Linked DNA regions of Homo sapiens: region 1 is linked to region 2. A link is a loop called in an ENCODE intact Hi-C map of the cell type or tissue named here. Cell type or tissue: mammary epithelial cell. All regions are shown on one strand. Region 1 has its middle 48 kb from the start of LINC02834. Region 2 has its middle 58 kb from the start of LINC02834.

Region 1 (4,000 bases), 110 kb before region 2:
GCCTCCCAAAGTGCTGGAATTACAGGTGGGAGCCACTGCGCCCGGCCATTTTTACATGTTCTTCCAGTTTCTGCATTTCCTTGAATCATAGTCTTGATAAAATTCAAGTTCTATTATTCTGGCAATAGTACATCAGAGATGGTGTCCTGTTCTCAAACCTGGGTCTTGTAGAATAGCTCTGTCCAATAAACTTCATGTGATGATAGAAACAGTCTATATTTGTGTTGTAGAATTATGGTAGCCACTAGCTCTATGTCACTATTAAGCACTTGTAAAGTGGCTAGTGCAACCAAGGAATTACATTTTAAATTGTATTTAATGAAATCTAAAGAGCTACCTGTGGCTGGTGGCTACCATATTGAATAGCACAGCTCTTGAGTTTCTGAAGTCATTGTTAGTGAGCAAAGTGTGGCCTGTGGGGCTGTAGTTAGGGGCTGGTGATGAAACGTCTTTAAAAAACAAGCAAGCCAGCAACTTCTCCCTCCACATGATGCAGTCAACACAGTTGCATCATTTACTACCTGAAAGGGCCAAAGCTGAGCTCCAGCACCCATCTTTTCCTTTTGGACTGAAAGGAGAACTCAGTCCTGTGTGCATCTCCTATACGCTGGGACCTGGGCACTGGCTGCTGCCTCCTCTTCATCTGTGGATGTCCTCAATAGTCCTAGCCCCCAGGCATCCTCAAGAAAACATACAATGATCATACATAATTCTCATAGCTATCTTCTGTAGAAGACCCTTTTGAGTATATGTGGTTTTAGTTTTTCAAATGAGTATCAATTGCCTTGAGAGGGATCTTTACTATGGAGTAAGTAAAGAAAGGCAGGATATTATCCAATCAAAGATGCCACCCAAGAAAAAACAGTGGTACAATGGGATTTGGCTGCTCCTGGGCTGACACCAGCCTTCCTTTCAGGTGACTTTGATCCTGTGAAACACACAGAGGTAGTCATTAGTGCTACACTGGTACCCAATTCTTTCCTTCAAGACACACAAAAAGCTGTTTCCTGTCCCCCTCTGTGGTTGAGCAGAGCCATCTGACCTGATCTGGCCAATGAGATGTGATAAGTGTTTCAAGCTAGAACAGTTCATCTTCTTTTTTTTCTTCAGAAATGAAACTTCCTCAGCTTGAGTTCTTGAGTGAAGATAGTAAAAAGAAGAATGTGTTCCAAGTGAAGGACACGTAACATGAGAAATAAACCTTTGCTGTTTTCAGCTACTGTCATTTTAGGAGTGCCTGTTACCTCGGCTGAACATAACCTGTTCTAGTGAGTGCACCTGTTTTAAGCCTAGCAAGAGGATGACTCAATGTGCTATGAAGAAACGGCATACACAGATTACAGTCCATTTAGAAAAAAAAAAAAAACAAAGGAGGAACTTATTAAAGTTGGTAACTAGGTTTCCTGAAGATTGGGTCTCTGCAATTGGATCTGCTCTTCTCTCCATAGGACTTCACTGGACCTCCAGAATCTTCTTCATGGATATTCATTGCGTAAGATAAAGACTCAGTGCATTAGCACTGAGATTCTAATTCTGCATTAGAACTGAGAGTTAATGTAAAGTGGTGTTAAAATGAGTGTTATATGTACACATATTTATTTTTTGATTGTTGGTTAATGTTTGCTCCCTAAACTAGACTCTAAAATCCATCATAGCAAAGACTGAATCAGTTTATCACTGTGTCCCTAAATAACTATGAATGAATGAGTGAATATATGTAGATATGTATCACTGAGCATTCCTTGAGTGTTTCAGTGGGTGTGGAGCAGCTGTCTCTGTCAAAAGGCACAGGATGTGGTGGGGTGTGGGGTGAGAAGGTTTGTGGTGTGATCCACGATCCACAGCCAGCAGATTTCCTGACTCAGAGCTCAGAAGAGAGAAACCTGCACACTTGAAATGTAACAGGAGAAATGCTTATAAGTACACTACTGTGAAGTCAAATACAATAGCATATTTCAGTGACATGAAAAATAATAAATATGCATTATATAGATTCTCCTTGATTTACGATGGAGCTACGTCCTGATAAGCCCATCACAGGTTGAAGATATCATTAAGTAGAAAATACATGTAATACACCTAACCTACCAAGCATCATAGCTTAGCTCAGCCTCCCTTAAACATCCTCAGAACACTTACCTTAGCCTACAGTTGGGCAAATTATCTGGCAACACGGCACACTCTAGGGTGTGGGTTGCTTACCCTCGTGATCACAGGGCTGGCTGGGAGCTGCAGCTCGCTGTCACTGCCCAGCATCCCAAGAGTATTGTACTGTTTATCAACATCCTGGGGAAAGATGAAAACTCAAAATTTGAAGTTTGATTTCTACTGAATGCATTTTGCTTTCGTACCATTGTAAAGTAGACAAATCATAAGTCAAGCCATCATAAGTTGAGGACCATCTAAAAAACAACGCAGCTGCCTGTCTTGTTTCAGCTTTGGTCCATGTAGAATACATGTACATTTGTCTTCATTTATAAAGATGCCAATGCTAATTTAGCCAGTTGTCCCAATGCACAGCATAAGAGGTAGTTACTTTTTTTTTTTTTTTTTTTTTTTGAGATAGAGGCTTGCTCTGTTGCCCAGGCTGGAGTACAGTGGTGCAATCATGGCTCACTGCAAACTGCCTCCCAGGTTCAAGCGATTCTTGTGCCTTAGCCTCCCGAGTAGCTGGGACTATAGGCATGCGCCACTATGCCTGGCTAATTCTTGTATTTTTAGCTGAGACAAAGTTTCTCTATGTTGGCCAGGCTGAGGTGATTACTTTTAAAACATTGTAAATGGCTTCTAAAGCAATTGTTGATAGTTATTCATCATGCAGTACTCATACACATTTATATATAAATATAAATAATTGCTTTTCAGTCCAACATTGCTATTAGTTTTTATTCAATTTCAAATTCTGGTTTTGTGACTCGTTTGTAGCATCAGCTATCTTAGCGTCATGGGTGGGCTGACTGGCCCTTTAACATCATCTGCAGCTTTTTTCAAGCCATACTGGGTGCAAAATTGACAGGTAAGTAATTGAGAAATATGGATTATACTGCAAATAATTTTAATTTTAAATTTCTCGATGGTGGAATTTGGATAAGTGTTTGTGTAATTCTTACTGTATCTTTAGAGATAGAAAAGATATATGTGGATTGATTTCTTCCTTCATGGGAAAACAGTTAAGAAGACAAGGCTAACAGAGGTAGAATGCTTTTCTATCATTTTGTATAATTCAATATCATACACCATATTATGTGATAAAGAACTGTAGATGCTATAGAAATATACAGAAAAAAGAGATGATTCAGCTGAATTAATCAGAGAAGGCTCACATGGGCCTCAGAGCTTGAGTTGGATATGGTACCCCGAAGATAAAGGGGAGGGAAACCAGACAGGTGAGCCTGTGCACATGAAATGTGGGAAGGAGTACACACAGCACATGTCCATTAAGATTAGAGGCTGTGTGGCTGTGAGTCCTCAGAAATACGGTAGGGTGGGGAGGATGGGTACAAATACCAAGAGACTAGAAAACGACTGTTGTATAGCTTTGAAAAGACTCCATACACTTCCATAGTTTGCTATGTGAGTGACATGTGTTTTGCTGTGCTAAGAACTTGCCCTGCCCCTTGGGAATGTGATGGTTCCACTTTATCAGACTCCATATGTGAGTTACTGATCTCAACCACTGGACTCCATCATACATATAAACCTAAGAGTTTGACAGAGACTTTGGGAGCTTAGGTTGTGGCAGGGTGCACTCCGTCAGCCGCCTCTTTAAAATCTGAGAGCTCAGGCTACGGCAGGGCCACACCCTATTGGCTTTGGAGCTGATCTCTGGAGCCTCACCAGCCTACACTAGCACCTCTCAAGCACTAAGCATTCTTGCATGTCATTATAGATCTTCACTGTGTTGTTCACTGTGTTGATTGAGCCTTCTCTTCCAAGAACCTCTTGTATAAAGCTACACCTCAAACTTTAATTAGACTTACATTCCACCGAGGCTTGCATC
Region 2 (4,000 bases):
ATTTGTTTCACAGGACTGACACTATAAATAGGATTCTCGATGTGGATCAGCAGGAAGGCAGCAGTTTCCATGGGTGGCCTTGTCTCTATGGCAGAGATATTTCCCAGAAGCTCGCACCAGTGGGGCTGGCTCTGGATCCAATGAAGCTGCCGCGTCATCACTGTGACATGGCTCACAACTGCTGGGGTGCCAAGCCCTTTCCCTCACTGCTCAAAGACACATCTGGAATCATCTCCAGAAACTTCTGTGACAGGCTGGGGGCCCTCATCCGTTGGCGGCACACCATGAGTGTGACTGCGCGAATGTGTATAGTGTGTGAGTATGTGTGTGTATATGTGAGTGTGTGTATATGTGGGTGTGTATATGTGTATGAGTGAGTGTGCGTCTGTGTATATGCGTGTCTGTGTGAGAGCGTATGACTGTAAATGAGTGTGTTTGTGTGTGTGAGTGCCTGAGTGTAGGTCTGTGTGTGTGTGACTGAGTGTGCAGGTACATCTGTGTATGCGAGTGTGTATATGTGTGTGAATGTGTCTGTGTGAGAGAATGTGTGTCTGTTTATATGGGTGTCTGTGTGAGAGAGTGTATGACTATAAATGAGTGTACTTGTGTGTGTGAGTGCCTGAACGTATGTCTGTGTGTGTGTGACTGAGTGTGCAGGTACATCTGTGTATGTGTGTGAGCATGTATGTGTGTGTGTCTGTGTGAGACAGTGTGTGACTGTGCGGAATGTGTTTGTGTACATGAGTGTGTGTATGGGGGGGAGTATGTGAGTGTGAATACCTGAGTGTGTGGATGTGTCTGGGTCTGTGTGGGGAGAATATGGGTGTGAGAGTGTGTGACTGCGTGACTGCATATGTATGTGTGTTAGCGTGTGCATGAGTGTGTGTGAGTGTGTGTGGATGTGTGCATGCTGCCCAGGCTGGAGTGCAGTGGCACGACCTGGGCTCACTGCAACCTCCATATCCCAGGATCAAGCGATCCTTGTGCCTCAGTAGCTAAGACTACAGGGGTGCACCACCACATCCAGCTAATTGTGTTGTATTTTTTAGTAGAGACTTGGTTTCACCACGTTGGCCAGACTGGTCTCGAACTCCTGACCTCAAGTCATCTGCCCACCTCTGCCTCCCGAAGTGCTGCAGTTACGGGCATGAGCCACCCCGCCCGGCCTGGAGTGGGAGTTCTGTCCACCTCAGGGTGGGAGGCTGTGGCACAGCTGCGTCTCGCTTTCCCCCAAACTGAGGAAGAGGTTTCCTGTCTGCTCTTGGGCAGAACTGAAAACCTGAGGCTAGGAGAGTAAGGACGCAAAGAAGTTGGAGAGTGGGGATTCACCTGGAGGGTGACAAGGCACACAGTGGAAGCCTGTGGTGGGAGGGGACAGCAGCAGCAGCTGCAGGAGGAGGGGCAGGACTCACCTTGCCCATGCAGGCCTGCAGGAGGAAGCAGGGGAGTGGGAAGGAGAGGGTCACAGCCGAAGGGATTCTTCAGTTCCAGCAGCCCATGAACTGGCAAGAGGAAACAAAAGGGGAACAACAACGCTTCTGTGGGATGAAAGGCTGGTGAAGCAGAGCGGTTGAAGGCTTGGTCTGGAAGCTGGTTATGATAAAACTTTCACATGGTTGGGAAGAAACCCTGGGCCTCACTTGCTGTGTCCCCCAAATGTTTCTTTCCCTTCCCAACTTGGAAATAAATGAAGGCACTGTGTGGGGTTCTCTGACATTCACTATCTCATAGTCAAGCCTCACAAATCTTAGGACCGTTTTACAAAAGGGGAGATTGAGGCTCACAGAGATGAAGTAACTTGCCGAGGGCATAGGGTAGGGTCATAAGCCCAGGTCTCGGGGACGTGCCTGGGCAATGGCAGAAAGTCCCCCTTGCGCTTTTCTTGGGTAGTAATGTAGATATTCTTAATGTCAAAGGGCATCTTCCTCCTCTTGTGACACAAACACCAAGTGCTTAATTTGGAAACTGTCGTAGACACTAAAATCCACTGTCTCATTTGTTCCTCATGATCTTGCAAATTAGCTATCATTACCCCATTATCTGAAGCAAACTGAAGGGACTTCTCCAAGGACACACAGCTATGTCATGCTGGAGCCAGGATTCAAACCCAAACCCATTTTGCCCATGCTCTGGTCTACTGCACTATCCTGCCTTCCTCATGGGAGAAAGGGCTCCTCCCACTGACTCCCTGCCCCCCTTTTGGCTCTGCCCACGAAAGGAGGTGCATTGCACCCATGCAACAATGCTCATTGCTCATTACTCACGGCCTCCCAGGCCTCCCAGTGATTAAGCCCTTAGAACTTCCCTTCGGCCGCGGGTGACATCATTGCATAATTAAGGTGACTGTGATGCCCAACTGCGTGCACCAAACAAAGGTTCCTTGTTTTAATTTATCATCCCAGCTCTCCTTGTGCAAGACTGAGCTCCAACTGGTAATTAAGGGAGACGGTTTAACCTGGCTGAATGAGAGCAGGGCTTGGGGCAAAGTGGCAGAAGGGTGACCCAATGTCAACTCTTAATTTGATATGGTAATGAGGATACCAATAAAAGATAATAAGGAGTAGGCTTACCCCAGAAAGAGGAGAGCTCAACACTAATCTGAAGCTTTCCTTTTATGTAATTTTCTTGCCAAGTAGCTAAAAAGATTTTTTTGTCTTCTTTTATTTCTCAGCTGACCCTTTGATGGAGCTACTACTGAGCAGTCACATGCCCTGAAGTTGGTCACTTTCTACCCAGAGCATCGTGTTAATGCACATAGATTCTGCAACACAGGCTACAAAGATTCAAAGACAGCTTTGCTGTTTGCTAGCTTTGTGACCTCAAGCAAGTTACTGAAATTCCTGTCCCTCCGTTACTGCATCCATAAAAGGGCAGTTGCAAAACTAGTACCTGCCTCATCAGGGTGTTGTGGGGTTGAAAGTGAATTAATATGTGTTCGGTCTCGAGGTCAGTGCCTGTTGCATAAGCACTTTGTATCTGTTATTATTGCCTTCAAAACTCTCTTCACTGTCTGTGTACGACTTTCCAGCGTCTTGCATAGATTAAGTGTTTAATAAATATCTCTTCATGACATTTTATGTCTTCCCCTCTTCCCTCTCTTTGTCCTTCTCTCTCCACAAATGGGGACCTCATTTCTACCTTCATACATAAAGGGAAATATGGAGCAGACCCATTAGTTTGCAAGTACAATGAGTTAGGAAGGGACTCGCCCCTCGTAGGGTGCAGAGGCCAGGTGAATAGCAACTTGGAGTATGGTAGCCGGATAGAGAAGTTGGTTGGGACATGGGCTTGTATTTAAAAAGCAGCTAACAGATGAGGTTTTCACTGTCTCTAGGAATTGACCAAGCCTGGGAGGAACAGTCCCTCCAGGGCCAGCAAGACCTCAGAGGTCAAAACATCAGAATGCAGAAAATGAAAGACATGGTTTACATACTCTCTTGCTTTCTCCCCTTCTGAGAACTGTCAGTTGCCTTAATATAACTTACATTCAGGAGACTCTCAAGGGAGGCTAAATTGTACAGCAAAGTTTGTTTTCTTTATTGAGCTGAGCTCCCTTGAACCCGCATAGCTACCTGGCCAGGATGGGGACTCAGACCTCACCAGGGTCTGCCAGCTGGGGCCAGGGCTGTGCCCTTGGGTGTCTCCTCGGAGAGGCATTCTTCACCTGCATCTACTTGTCTAAGTAACACCTCTCCTTTGGGGTGAACTGTAACCTGCCTCATCACTACCTTTCCCAGCTTCCCAACACTTTCCCAGTTACTTCGTTGTTTCCTCTCCTGAATTTCCAGACTATTTTTTCTATTCTTCTTCTTCTTATTTTTATTCCAATAGTTTTTGGAGTACAGGTGATTTTTGTTACATGGATGAGTTCTTTAGTGGGGAATTCTGATATTTTAGTGCACCAGTCACCCGAGCAGTGTACATGGCAGGCATATGCCATCTTTTATCCCTCACTCCCCTTCCAACCTCCCATCTGTGAGTCCCCAAAGTCCATTATATC

The links. Peaks named below come from ENCODE experiments on the same cell type or tissue, not always from the same donor. Only the 100,000 strongest peaks of a DNase experiment are listed, where the experiment ranks them.
Region 1: it touches region 2 in a loop (1.8-fold over the local background); 1 of 110 quality-filtered maps calls a loop at or near these places.

The regions. Positions count from the first base shown.
Region 1 is chr9:86,658,565-86,662,564 of GRCh38, forward strand. No RefSeq gene overlaps it. Among named protein-coding and RNA genes, the nearest start is that of LINC02834, 48 kb to the right of the region's middle. In mammary epithelial cell, no CTCF peak of the experiment used is centred here; DNase peaks (open chromatin) are centred at 1,307 and 1,797.
Region 2 is chr9:86,764,785-86,768,784 of GRCh38, forward strand. No RefSeq gene overlaps it. Among named protein-coding and RNA genes, the nearest start is that of LINC02834, 58 kb to the left of the region's middle. In mammary epithelial cell, no CTCF peak of the experiment used is centred here; DNase peaks (open chromatin) are centred at 2,317 and 2,867; H3K27ac peaks cover 1,223 bases.